Regions from separate parts of the Homo sapiens genome. Here region 2 is linked to region 1. Evidence: read pairs that join two places in POLR2A ChIA-PET (ENCODE). Cell type or tissue: PC-9. All regions are shown on one strand. Each heading gives the region's core, and the rest is flanking DNA. Links, peaks and the distances in the headings are about the cores only.

What was found. ChIA-PET counts read pairs that join two places held together with the same protein. Peaks named below come from ENCODE experiments on the same cell type or tissue, not always from the same donor. Only the 100,000 strongest peaks of a DNase experiment are listed, where the experiment ranks them.
Region 2: POLR2A ChIA-PET joins it to region 1 with 5 read pairs; 3 of 35 experiments call an interaction of 5 or more read pairs at or near these places.

What each region holds. Positions count from the first base shown.
Region 1 is chr6:41,754,519-41,760,585 of GRCh38, reverse strand. No RefSeq gene overlaps it. Among named protein-coding and RNA genes, the nearest start is that of PGC, 10 kb to the right of the region's middle. In PC-9, for the core only: no CTCF peak of the experiment used is centred there; DNase peaks (open chromatin) are centred at 2,125 and 2,415.
Region 2 is chr6:41,930,657-41,936,723 of GRCh38, reverse strand. BYSL (bystin like) reads right to left here. Exons shown (of 7, transcript NM_004053.4): 4 at 5,956-6,067; 5 at 5,168-5,328; 6 at 4,894-4,996; 7 at 3,678-4,363. The coding sequence ends at 4,018. CCND3 (cyclin D3) reads left to right here. Exons shown (of 5, transcript NM_001760.5): 4 at 29-165; 5 at 617-1,772. The coding sequence ends at 784. Among named protein-coding and RNA genes, the nearest start is that of CCND3, 8.1 kb to the left of the region's middle. In PC-9, for the core only: no CTCF peak of the experiment used is centred there; no DNase peak of the experiment used is centred there; H3K27ac peaks cover 1,283 bases.

The DNA of each region.
Region 1 (6,067 bases), core at 519-5,518:
TGAGGGCAAGGCCAGGCCTTGTGGAGGCCCCATCTCACTGCTCCTGTCCCTGTGATTTGGTCTCTGCTGTCTGCTGGACCTGTGATCAAGTGTAACCTGGATGCCAAGCCCCACCACACACCCAGGGCTTTGGGACATGCAGCAGCAGTGCTGTGGGTGGAAGGGCATATTCATGTCCAGAGCAGGTCTGGGGAGTCAGCAGAGAGAGCACAGCAGAAGTGAGACAGACTCCCTGGAGGACAAGCCCCTGGGGCCTCGGTCCTAGCACTAGGCAGCAGTGAAACATTCTCCTACAAAGGGAAAAAGTGGAGATTCTCAGAGATCCTCCTGGAACTTTAGGATCAGAGACTCAGCTCCCTGGAATCTGAGCGGGGCTGGGGGAGGGTCCCCAGACTTGGCAGGAAACAGGCACAGTCAGACACACACCTCCCAGGTAACCTCAGAATCAGCAAAAGGGGATCTTCAGGCAGGAAGTCAATGCAGGTGGCTTTAAGGCTCATCTAAGGCCTCTGGATCCTTTCTCTTCCCCATCACTGTGGGGTGCATGAAGACCCCCTGAGGCTGGGGTTCCCCCTATCTGCTCTAGTTCTCAGTTTTCCACACTGTACAATGGGCACACAGAGCCAGTCCCTCTGGATGTTGGGATGTTGGGAAGAGTTGATGTGCTATACATACCTACCAAGGGGCATCCCTCTGGAGGCTGCTCAGCCCCAGCCCCCGTCATGGGCCCCTGGTGTCCCACACTAGGAGTCCCTGAGCACAGGGAGAGCCGTGGCCAGTGGCACACTGCTGCTCACAGGCACACCTCTCCAGAACCCAAACTAGATTGGCCAGGATCCGAGCTGGCTCCAAGGACCTGGGACTGTAACCGTATCCATATGAGGCTTGACTAGGGGCCACGGGGTGGAAGCGTGAGGTCCAGGCCTAGAGCCTCCTGAGCCCATTATCAGTGTTTGGTTTGGGACTTTTGCATTAGGCTCGGTTCCTGCTCCTTATCCAGGCCCTGGTGATTACGTTCTTTGGCGTTTGATGTGCCGGAACCTGGACACTGGACTCTCCCCTTTCTGCCACCCAATTCTCAACCCCACCCAGAGAGACCTAGTCTGGGACCACATCCAGCTCAGTCCAAACAACCCCTCCTTCATGGCCTCTCTTACCTGCATTGCCTCCTGCTGCCCCTCCAACTCCCACAGGGTACTGGGAGAACAAGGCAAAGGAGCATGGGTTCCTCCTGGCGCCTCTGGAACAGGTCTGGGAGCTCCCTACAAAGAGTCCTATCCAGACCCCCGCCAGCCCACACTCCTCCCCTGCCTGGATCATTCCCCCTGCTTTCTTCAGGGCTGCTCCTGCCTTCCCATTTCCTCCTCAATAAAGGCCCCTCTACCCTGATCTGCTGCTTCCTAAGCTCATGGCTGGGCTATGGTGGGGTCTCTCCCTCCAGCCTTGGTGAAGAGGTAGAAGCTGCCCATGAGCAAGCGGCTGCTCCTTGCCGTCACTGGCTTCCATTTCTCTGAAGGGCTGCTCTGGTACAGAGTCAGGGGGTGATCAGGGGTGGGGACAGGGGTGTCAAGTGTGAGTGTCCTCCAGGCCTGGTCTTTTTTTTCTGAGACTGGGTCTTGCTCTGTCATCTGGGCTGGAGTGCAGTGGCTCAATCATAGCTCACTGCAGCCTCAACCTCCTGGCCTCAAGCAATCCTCCTGCTTCAGCATCCAGAGAAACTTGGACTACGGGCGCATGCCACCATACCTGGCTAACCTGCCGGGTCTTGAAAGACATCAAAGTTCAGGAGTTCCTTCCTTCCCTGGATCCAGGGATTAGATTAGATTTCTCTTGGAGCAGATTAGATTTCCTGCTCTCGTACGTCACGTTCAACCCTGTCTCTCCACTGAATCCATCACTGATGGCAGCAAGAGATGATTAAATAAAGCAATGAGACTGTGGCCCATCTCAGCCCCAGGCCTCATGCTAACCTTGGCTGGAGAGCCTTAACTCGTGGTTGGCTGGACTTAAGAGAAACTGGGCTATGAGTGAAATCAGCTGAACTCCCACCTGCCAGGGTCCTGCTAAAGAAATGCAGGAGCGGCTCTCACTCTCAGACTTCCTGAAGAAACTCCAGCCTGACCCTGCCAACAAACATCTCAACTATGTCAGGCATCAATGAGAGAGGCTTATACACTGCAGTCCCGTAAGATAATAATACTGTATTGTTACTGTATCTTGTCTAAGATTAGACACACAAATGCTTACCGTTGTGTTACAGTTGCCTAAGGTATTCAAGACCATGACATGCTGTGCGGGTCAGGGTAGGAGCAACAGGCCCTACCACACAGCCTAGGTTTCTGTAAGTGCACTCCATCATGTTCACACAAAAATGAAGTCTCCTAATGACCCCTCTTCTCATAATACATTCCTGTCGTTAAGTAATACATGACTGCCTGTACACCTGAGTGGGTCAGGCTCTGCCCACCCACCTGTCACCACCCACCTCCTCACAGGGGTGACTCACTTCTTACTGTGTCACCAAAGCTGAATGAAGCTGAGTCCTGAGAGGACACAGCCCCATCCTCAGGGAGCCCCAGTCTGAGGGGAGACACAGCCCCGTCCTCAGGAAGCCCCAGTCTGTGGGGAGACACAGCCCCATCCTCGGGGAGCCCCAGTCTGAGGGGAGACACAGCCCCATCCTCGGGGAGCCCCAGTCTGAGGGGAGACACAGCCCCATCCTCGGGGAGCCCCAGTCTGAGGGGAGACACAGCCCCGTCCTCGGGGAGCCCCAGTCTGAGGGGAGACACAGCCCCGTCCTCGGGGAGCCCCAGTCTGAGGGGAGACACAGCCCTGTCCTCAGGGAGCCCCAGTCTGAGGGGAGAGATCTTAAAGACTCAAGACAGTGGGGAAGTCATCTGTCAAGGTCAGAGTCATCCCCCGTGGGAGCTGCTGAAGAGTGGGACTAGGGGTCACTGTGGGCCTGGGGCCCAACTCACCTTCAGTGGCTGAATCTCTCTCCCCAAATGTATTACTCTGGGGAGATCAAGCTGGGGACACCCTCAGAGCTATATGATCCTCTTTGGCATGGACTCAGCCAACCTGGCGGTGCTGTCATTCTGTGAATGCCCAGCTGTCGTGCGTGCTCATCTAGAGCCCACAGGAGGGAGGTGCCTAGAGCTTGTGGGAGAAACAGTCCCTCCCTCCTGTGAGCTGTAGCAGTAAGTCCCAGAGTGGCACAAGGCATCATTCTTGTCCTCCTGAAGCTTCCAGTCTCTCCAGAAAGGCCAGGAGCATAGGCGGGGATGAGCAGTGCACATTATAGGCCGTATGTTTCATGATGTCCAATATAGAGTCCAAAAAGAGGCCCCTCGGCCGGGCACGGTGGCTCACGCCTGTAATCCCAGCACTCTGGGAGGCCAAAGCGGGTGTGGATCGCCTGAGGTCAGGAGTTCGAGACCAGCCTGGCCAGCATGGTGAAACCCCCATCTCTACTAAAAATTCAAAAATTAGCTGGGCCTGATGGCTCATGCCTGTAGTCCCAGCCACTCGGGAGGCTAAGGCAGGAGAATCGCTTGAACATGGGAGGTGGAGGTTTCAGAGAGCCGAGATCGCGCCACTGCACTCCAGCCTGGTGACAGAGCAAGACTCCGTCTAAAAAAAAAAAAGAGGCCCCCTTGGAGGGCTGGGGATTCAGGCAGGGGCTACATGGAGGAGGCAAGGTGGGAAGAGCCACCAGAATTGGAAGTGGCAGAGGCAAAATGTGAGGGCACCAGGCAGGAGAAGCCACAGGAGCCAGTGTGGCATTCGGCTCACCATTTAGGAGAGCACAGGGTCCAGGGTGGGGTGTAGGTCACCACTGGGACCAGATGGCGCTGATGTGGGGGTGAGGGGAGGGGAGGGGCAGTGTGGTCCTGATGTGCATGCTTCGCTCCTAACAGCCAGGCACAGGCACTCCCTGGAGGGCCGTCTGTTCTCCCTGTCCGCCGTCTCGGCAGAGGCCTGGGCTTTGATGTTGTGACGATAGGTGGGGGCAGGCAGCCAGCCGGTGCCCGAGTGAGCTGAGAGTACAGCTAGCTTCCTTCCTGCTGAGGGAGGCTCTGACGTCCTGGTTCTCCTGAGGGCCACCCCCAGTGGATTCCCCTCCTCTCAGGGGAGCAGACCCAGGGTTTGGCCATCACCAACCGGGAGTACGGCCTAAGCCAGAGGGAGCTGGCACCACCTTCGAAAGCATTCCCTTTGATGTGATAATAGGGCTGTCCTATCCATCTGTCTCTGTACTTGGGGCCACTGCAGTCATGGACTGCCTTGTTAAGTGGAATCTGATTCCAGGGCCGTGGTCAGTTTCTGTCTCAGCAGGTGAGAGAACCCTGCCCAGGAGCCTCCTCCTCCTCTCCTCCATGTTGATCTATCTCTGAACAGAAGCTTCTGTTCACAGTACCACAGCCAGGGACTGTGTGGGTACAAGAGAAGCAGGAGGGTGACAAAGTGGGCCAGGACTGCTGGGTTGATTCACAGAATGGGTTCCTGAAACTGGGGTCTGATCACCCTGCAGCTGCCTCTTCCCGAGTCTGTGTCTTTGGTTTCATAGCCAACAGGATGAAGTTACTTCGGGAGAAGTCACCTTTGGGAACATGAACAGCCAGCTGTGCACAGGTAAGGCCGACTGGAGCCCTGTGAATGCCAGAGTTATTGGCAGGTCCCTTTGTTTTAACCCATTGTGTCCATAAAATCACAGGTGAATGCACCTGTTATATATGTCTGCTGAAATTTATTACAATAAAAGCGTGGCTGTTCAAAGGAGGTCACTCATCCCTATTTCACCTGAACTCTCCTCTGCATCTTTGCCATTGTGGGCTATGTTATGATGGGTGAATGTGTAGTCTCCCCAGCAGCCCAGGACTCCCTGAGAGCAAGGACTGCCTCCCCTCGTTGCCATTGGGGTTCTCTGAGGACTAGTGTTCTGTCTCCTTTCTTCTCTCCCTTCTCCTCCTCCTCCTTCTTATTCTATCTGTCTGTCTGCCTGTCTATCTATCTATCTATATCTGTCTATCCTCAGAGACCTTTGTTCTGATCTTCTTTTTAAAATGTGATTGGCTGGATGCGGTGGTTCACGCCTGTAATCCCAACACTTTGGGAGGCTGAGGTGGGCGGATCACAAGGTCAGGAGTTCGAGACAAGCCTGGCCAACATAGTGAAACCCCGTCTCTATTAAGAATACAAAAATCAGCAGGGCGCGGTGGTGGGTGCCTGTAATCCCAGCTACTTGGGAGGCTGAGGCAGGAGAATTGCTTGAACCTGGGAGGCAGAGGTTGCAGTGAGCCAAGATCATGCCACTGCACTCCAGCCTGGATGAGAGAGCAAGTCTCCATCTCAGAAAATAAATAAAATAAAATAATATAAAATAAAATAAAATGTGATTTTGGCCGGGCATGGTGGCTCATGCTTGTAATCCCAGCACTTTGGGAGGCGGAGATGGGCAGATCACTTGAGGTCAGGAGTTCAAGACCATCCTGGCCAACATGGTGAAACCCCATCTCTACTAAAAATACAAAAATTAGCTGGGCGTGGTTGTGCGCGCCTGTAGTCCCAGTTACTCGGGAGGCTGAGGCATGAGAATTGTTTGAAGCTGGGAAGCGGAAGTTGCAGTGAGCCCAGATCATGCCACTGCACTCCAGCCTGGGTGAGAGAGCAAGACTCTGTCCTGAAAAAAAAAAAAAAGTGACTTTATAAAGCTTTTGTATTGAAGTATAATGGATATACAGAAAGTAGCATCTATCAAGATTACAGCTCACTGACTTCTCACAAACTGAACATACCCACAAAACCAGTACACAGATCATGAAACAGAATGTTATCAGCGCTCCCCAAAGATCCTTTTTCCTTTTCATGCCCTTCCTCTAGCCCCCCACCCAATTTAAAGAAAAAGACTCATACTCAGCTGATAGTGAGGGCCAGCTTTGTGCTGGCACATTCATAACCAGGGCCTTATTGAATCATTATAGCAAGACTGCAGGGTAGGTATTATTCCACTCTACAGTCAAGGAAACTCAGGCTCAGAAAGGGTAAGTGAATTGTCAGGGTCAAA
Region 2 (6,067 bases), core at 615-5,614, 180 kb before region 1:
CTCATGGTTCCCTTTCCTCCTCTCCAAGATTATACCTTTGCCATGTACCCGCCATCCATGATCGCCACGGGCAGCATTGGGGCTGCAGTGCAAGGCCTGGGTGCCTGCTCCATGTCCGGGGATGAGCTCACAGAGCTGCTGGCAGGGATCACTGGCACTGAAGTGGTGAGTGCTGGGTAGCTGGGCAGCAGCCTCTCCATTCATAAAGTAGTGCTATGCCCTGAGCCTCCAGTAGAGGGAAACCTCCAACCCCAACCTGGTCCCAAGTCCTGGTTTCACAACCTTGGGGCTTTGTGGCTTTTTATCTCCTGCCTTGGTCTGGGGAAGAGCAAGTATCTTGGGTGGGGTGAAGGGCACTGGCCCTAGGGGTTCTTTTCTTGCCAAGTGGTGTGCTGGAGTGGGGGTGGGGGGTTTGGTGTCAGATGCAGGGCTGCTCTCACACTCCCTTGCCACATCCTCTTGCTAGTTTCTGAGAACTAAAGAGCGATTCCTGGGGCCGGGCTGTGGCCTAACCTCCCCAGACTTCCCCATGTGTTGGGAGCTGTCCTTCCCCTGCACCTGCTGCCAGATGCTATGGGGGGAGTGTTTGCTCCTCACTCTTCTCCCATGTTCCCAGGACTGCCTGCGGGCCTGTCAGGAGCAGATCGAAGCTGCACTCAGGGAGAGCCTCAGGGAAGCCTCTCAGACCAGCTCCAGCCCAGCGCCCAAAGCCCCCCGGGGCTCCAGCAGCCAAGGGCCCAGCCAGACCAGCACTCCTACAGATGTCACAGCCATACACCTGTAGCCCTGGAGAGGCCCTCTGGAGTGGCCACTAAGCAGAGGAGGGGCCGCTGCCACCCACCTCCCTGCCTCCAGGAACCACACCACATCTAAGCCTGAAGGGGCGTCTGTTCCCCCTTCACAAAGCCCAAGGGATCTGGTCCTACCCATCCCCGCAGTGTGCACTAAGGGGCCCGGCCAGCCATGTCTGCATTTCGGTGGCTAGTCAAGCTCCTCCTCCCTGCATCTGACCAGCAGCGCCTTTCCCAACTCTAGCTGGGGGTGGGCCAGGCTGATGGGACAGAATTGGATACATACACCAGCATTCCTTTTGAACGCCCCCCCCCACCCCTGGGGGCTCTCATGTTTTCAACTGCCAAAATGCTCTAGTGCCTTCTAAAGGTGTTGTCCCTTCTAGGGTTATTGCATTTGGATTGGGGTCCCTCTAAAATTTAATGCATGATAGACACATATGAGGGGGAATAGTCTAGATGGCTCCTCTCAGTACTTTGGAGGCCCCTATGTAGTCCGTGCTGACAGCTGCTCCTAGAGGGAGGGGCCTAGGCCTCAGCCAGAGAAGCTATAAATTCCTCTTTGCTTTGCTTTCTGCTCAGCTTCTCCTGTGTGATTGACAGCTTTGCTGCTGAAGGCTCATTTTAATTTATTAATTGCTTTGAGCACAACTTTAAGAGGACATAATGGGGTCCTGGCCATCCCACAAGTGGTGGTAACCCTGGTGGTTGCTGTTTTCCTCCCTTCTGCTACTGGCAAAAGGATCTTTGTGGCCAAGGAGCTGCTATAGCCTGGGGTGGGGTCATGCCCTCCTCTCCCATTGTCCCTCTGCCCCATCCTCCAGCAGGGAAAATGCAGCAGGGATGCCCTGGAGGTGGCTGAGCCCCTGTCTAGAGAGGGAGGCAAGCCCTGTTGACACAGGTCTTTCCTAAGGCTGCAAGGTTTAGGCTGGTGGCCCAGGACCATCATCCTACTGTAATAAAGATGATTGTGAAATAAAACTGGCTTTGGCTTCTTGGATTGGTGTGTGGGTAAGTCTATTTCTGCACTGTATGAGGTAAGGAGGTGGAAGTCAATGGTCTAAAGCAGGGATCATTGAGCCTTTTCTGTAAAGGGCTGGATATTTAGGCTTTGTGGGGTACATGGTCTCTGACCCAAATATAGTCAGTTCTGCTTTATAATGTGACCTATGCGTTCCTAAAAATCACTATGCCATGCAAAATTGCACAATAAAGACCACAGGTCTCATGGGAAAAATGGGGCTTGAAGCACAACACTCAAATGAGTGACACATTTAAAAAAAAAGGATAGCTTGGTTTTTACATATGTCAAATGGTTGAGAAATTATATCACAATAAATATGGCCTTTTATCTTGAAGACATGCACTTTGCTTTTGGAAGTGGACGTCGGAAGGGTTGCTCAACACAGGTGGGGAGATGAGTGAGGTAGCTGGTACATGTTTAGGTGTGAGTTTTGTGTACTACTTAGGCTTGGTTCAGCTAGATACAGTTTCCCATATTCACCTACTATTTCTCGAGGATGAAATCACACACAAGCAAACATGAAGTCTGCGTTATGATCAAACTGTTCCCAAATATATTAAATGGGTTGGAACAAATGCGCAATTTCGAAAGCAAATAACAAGGGTTATAGCAGGATTATACTTAAACTCTGCTGTTGTAGCACAAAACCAGCCACAGAAAACATGTAAATGGGTGAGCATGGCTGTTCCAACAAAACTATTTATGGATGCTGAAACTGGAATTTCATGTAATTCCTACCTATCACAAAATACTGTTTTAATTTTTTCCCCATTTAAAAATGGAAAAATCATTCTTAGCTCATGGGCCACACAAAAATGGGCACTTGGGCTGGGTGCAGTGGCTCATGCCTGTAATCCCAGCACTTTGGGAGGCCGAGGCGGGTGGATCACCTGAGGTCAGGAGTTTGAGACCAGCCTGGCCAACCTGGTGAAACCCCTTCTCCACCCCGTCTCTACTAAAAATACAAAAATTAGCCAGGCGTGGTGGCACGCACCTGTAGTCCCAGCTACTCAGGAGGCTGAGGCAGGAGAATCTCTTGAACCATGGAGGCGGAGGTTGCAGCGAGCCGAGATCATGCCACTGTACTCCAGCCTGGGCGACAGAGCGAGACTCCGTCTCAAAAAACAAATCAACAAAAAAAGGGGCACCTGGCCCTAGTTTACTAGTCACTAGTCTAAAGCTTTCATTGGCTGAAAAGCCAGAAAGGGAGCCTGTTTGATGCTAGCTCTGATCTAACCATTCTTGGGCCCAGCCTTATTCTCTGGCCTTTTTTTTTTTTTTTTGAGACAGTCTTGCTCCGTGGCCCAGGCTGGAGTGTAGTGGCCCCAATCCTGGATCACCGCAACCTCCACCTCCCAGGTTGAAGCGATTCTCCTGCCTCAGCCTCCCAAGTAGCTGGGATTACAAGCACACGCCACCACACCCAGCTAATTTTTGTATTTTTAGTAGAGAAGGGGTTTCACCATGTTGGCCAGGCTGGTCTCGAACTCCTGAACTCAGGTAATCCACCTACCTCAGCCTCCCAAAGTGCTGGGATTACAGGCGTGAGCCACCAAGCCCAGCCTCTCTGGCCTTTCTTGACTCTTATCTCTGCTTTCCCCAAGGAGTTTTCTCTTGTAGTCCTTTCATCCACTGCTGAGACACGACCATCTTTGGACAACCTGCTCCTGGCTGCTGTAGCCTGTGATGGGGGAAGGCAGAGGATGTGTCCCCTGGGGGCTAACAAGGTGAGTGCAGCCTGGAGAAACAAGCTTGGAGATCAAGGGAGGTGGGTCCTATATAAACAGGACAAGAATGTCCTCCGTCCTCCAAATACTAACAGGAGTAATGCCTACCTCCATTGACTACACCAAACACAGAGGTTCAATAAATATCTGTCTTTGCCTTTATCCACAGTGACCTGACACAATAGCCATAGAAAAAGTACTCACACCAAGCCCCAGCTGGGGACTGGGAATGCTAGCATATGGTATCTCAAGTTGGCTCTCAGAACTAAACAGGGATAAGGGCCTAGAATGGAAGAGGGAACCAGCCAGACCCTCAGTCCTTCCTGTCCTGGACTGGGAGCCACAGATGTCCCTGTGATCTGTCACTGCCCTGATCTGGGTCTTCAGCCATTAAAGCTCAGTGTCATCTTCAGTCACCAACGGGGGTCTTGGTGTCCTTCCAAACCCCTTTGGCCAGGACAGCTGACTGTTTTCCTCACTCCACGGTGATGGGAACATCTTCCACATCGCGGGGGACTGCACTCTGAAGCTCACGCCTGATTTCGGGCGATAGCTGTGGATGGGGCTGCAGCCGGAGCAGTTCTAAGAGGGCCTCTTTCTGGTCTGTGGCCAAGTCGGCCTTGTAGCGCTGGACCAAAGTCAGGAGGCACTGGTGCCACAGCACAGGCAGTTCACGCTTCTCTGTCCGGAACCCCAGGAAGTGGAAGACTAGGGCATCCAGCACCCGGTAAGGCAGTGCATACTTCTTATCCAGCAGCAGTCGCAGGAAGATGCTGTTGGCACCGCTGTATTCCATCTCAGCAATTTTCAGCATGGCCGCACTAGTGGGAAAGGGAGGTGGGGTAGAGTAAGCAGGGAAAACATTGGAAGAAGGATCCTACTTCTCCCTCTATGCTTTCCCCTTTTTTTCTTCCCCTCTGCTGGCCCTTACACTATGGTATTCCCCAGGGACCTTCTCACCTACACAATCATATTATACTCCCTTGACCTCAGTCACCATCTCTACAGGGATCCACCCAAATCTCTATCTCTAGCATAGACTGCTTGTTTCAGTAACCAACTAGAGTATGGTCCAAACATCTCAACGTCTCCACCCTAACTACTTTCTTCCTGTGTTTCCTACTCATTTGTTTATCTATTTACTGAGAACTTACTTTATGCCAGGCACTCGGGCCCTGTTGTTGCACAACTTACATTGAGGGGGATAATGATACACCTACTCATTGGCTTAAACAAGCACAAACCCAAGGCTTTCCTTAGCTCCTTCTCCACTCTGCCCATTCCCAAGTCCTGGCAATTCCACTATCTGGATATCCACTGACCAGCCCCCTTCCACCCCCAGCAATACTACCTGGAGTGCAACACAGGGATGGAGCACTTGGTGATGATGCTACCCACAATGATGGCTTCCCGGAGGGTACAAGTGCCAGACTCGCACAGTGGAATCAGGATCCCTAGGGAGAGTCAAAGGGCAGCCACTGTGAGCCCAGGATGAGAAAAAGGAGTTACAGCAGGAAGCATTCCCACCCAGCCCAGGGACAGCTAGCAATTTCCCACACCAGGCCTGCTGTGTTCCCCATAGAAGCTCCAGCCCTTCCCTTTCTTCCGTGCCTCTGGGATCCCACCTTTGAACCAGGCTCCAGGTTTGAAAAGGGCCTTCTTGAGAGCCATGTAGAGATGGAAGTTGAGTCGTTTGTATTCAGCAACGTCATCTCGTACTCGAGGGAGCAGGACAAGGTTGTAGAAGCGCTGGGCCATGCGTTCCTTCAGGTTAGAGGCAAAAATCCTAGTGGGAGTTAAGCGGGGGAAGTTTCCAACTCACACGACAGTCTGGACCCGGCCCATTAAATATCACCATGGATAGTGCATACAAGAGGTTTTAAAGTAAAATATGGGACCTTTCTTTCAGTGGGGGATGTGTGGGAGCTGTGTGCATGCAACACCCATCAGCTTAGAGAGAGAATAGGAGGGGCAATGAGATATACCCAAATGAGGAGCACCGTTTGTCTGTGGGAGAGCCAGAGCTCGTGCAAACTGATGGCTACTCAGCATCAGTTGAGTAGCCCTGAGCATGCCTGGGCAGTCACAGACTTCTGAGGGTCCTGCTACAGGGTTGTATCCCAGTGGCTATAAAAGCCTCTCCCCTAGAAATTCATCACAGAGGGTTGTATCCCAGTAGCTATAAAAGCCTCTCCCCTAGAAATTCATCACGGAGGGTTCCTAACTGGCTAACTGGGTCTTGGCCCCAAAAAATGACACAGGAAAAGCTAGAAAAATGATGCTATAAAGTAGCACAGAGAGGGCCCTGGGGCAAAGCTCAAATGCCCTGGGGCCAGAGGCAAGGAAAGCCTGTCCGTCCCAAACTCAGCCTGCACCTATAAACCCAAGGCCCCCGAACCCCCAGCTACTCTACCTGGTGGCCTGGTACATGGCAGCTGCAGTCCAGGCCTCCGGCTCTGTGACGTAGAGGATTTGCTCCCAGTTGGAGAGTGCAGGGATGATCTTAAATGCCTTGGGCAGTTTTC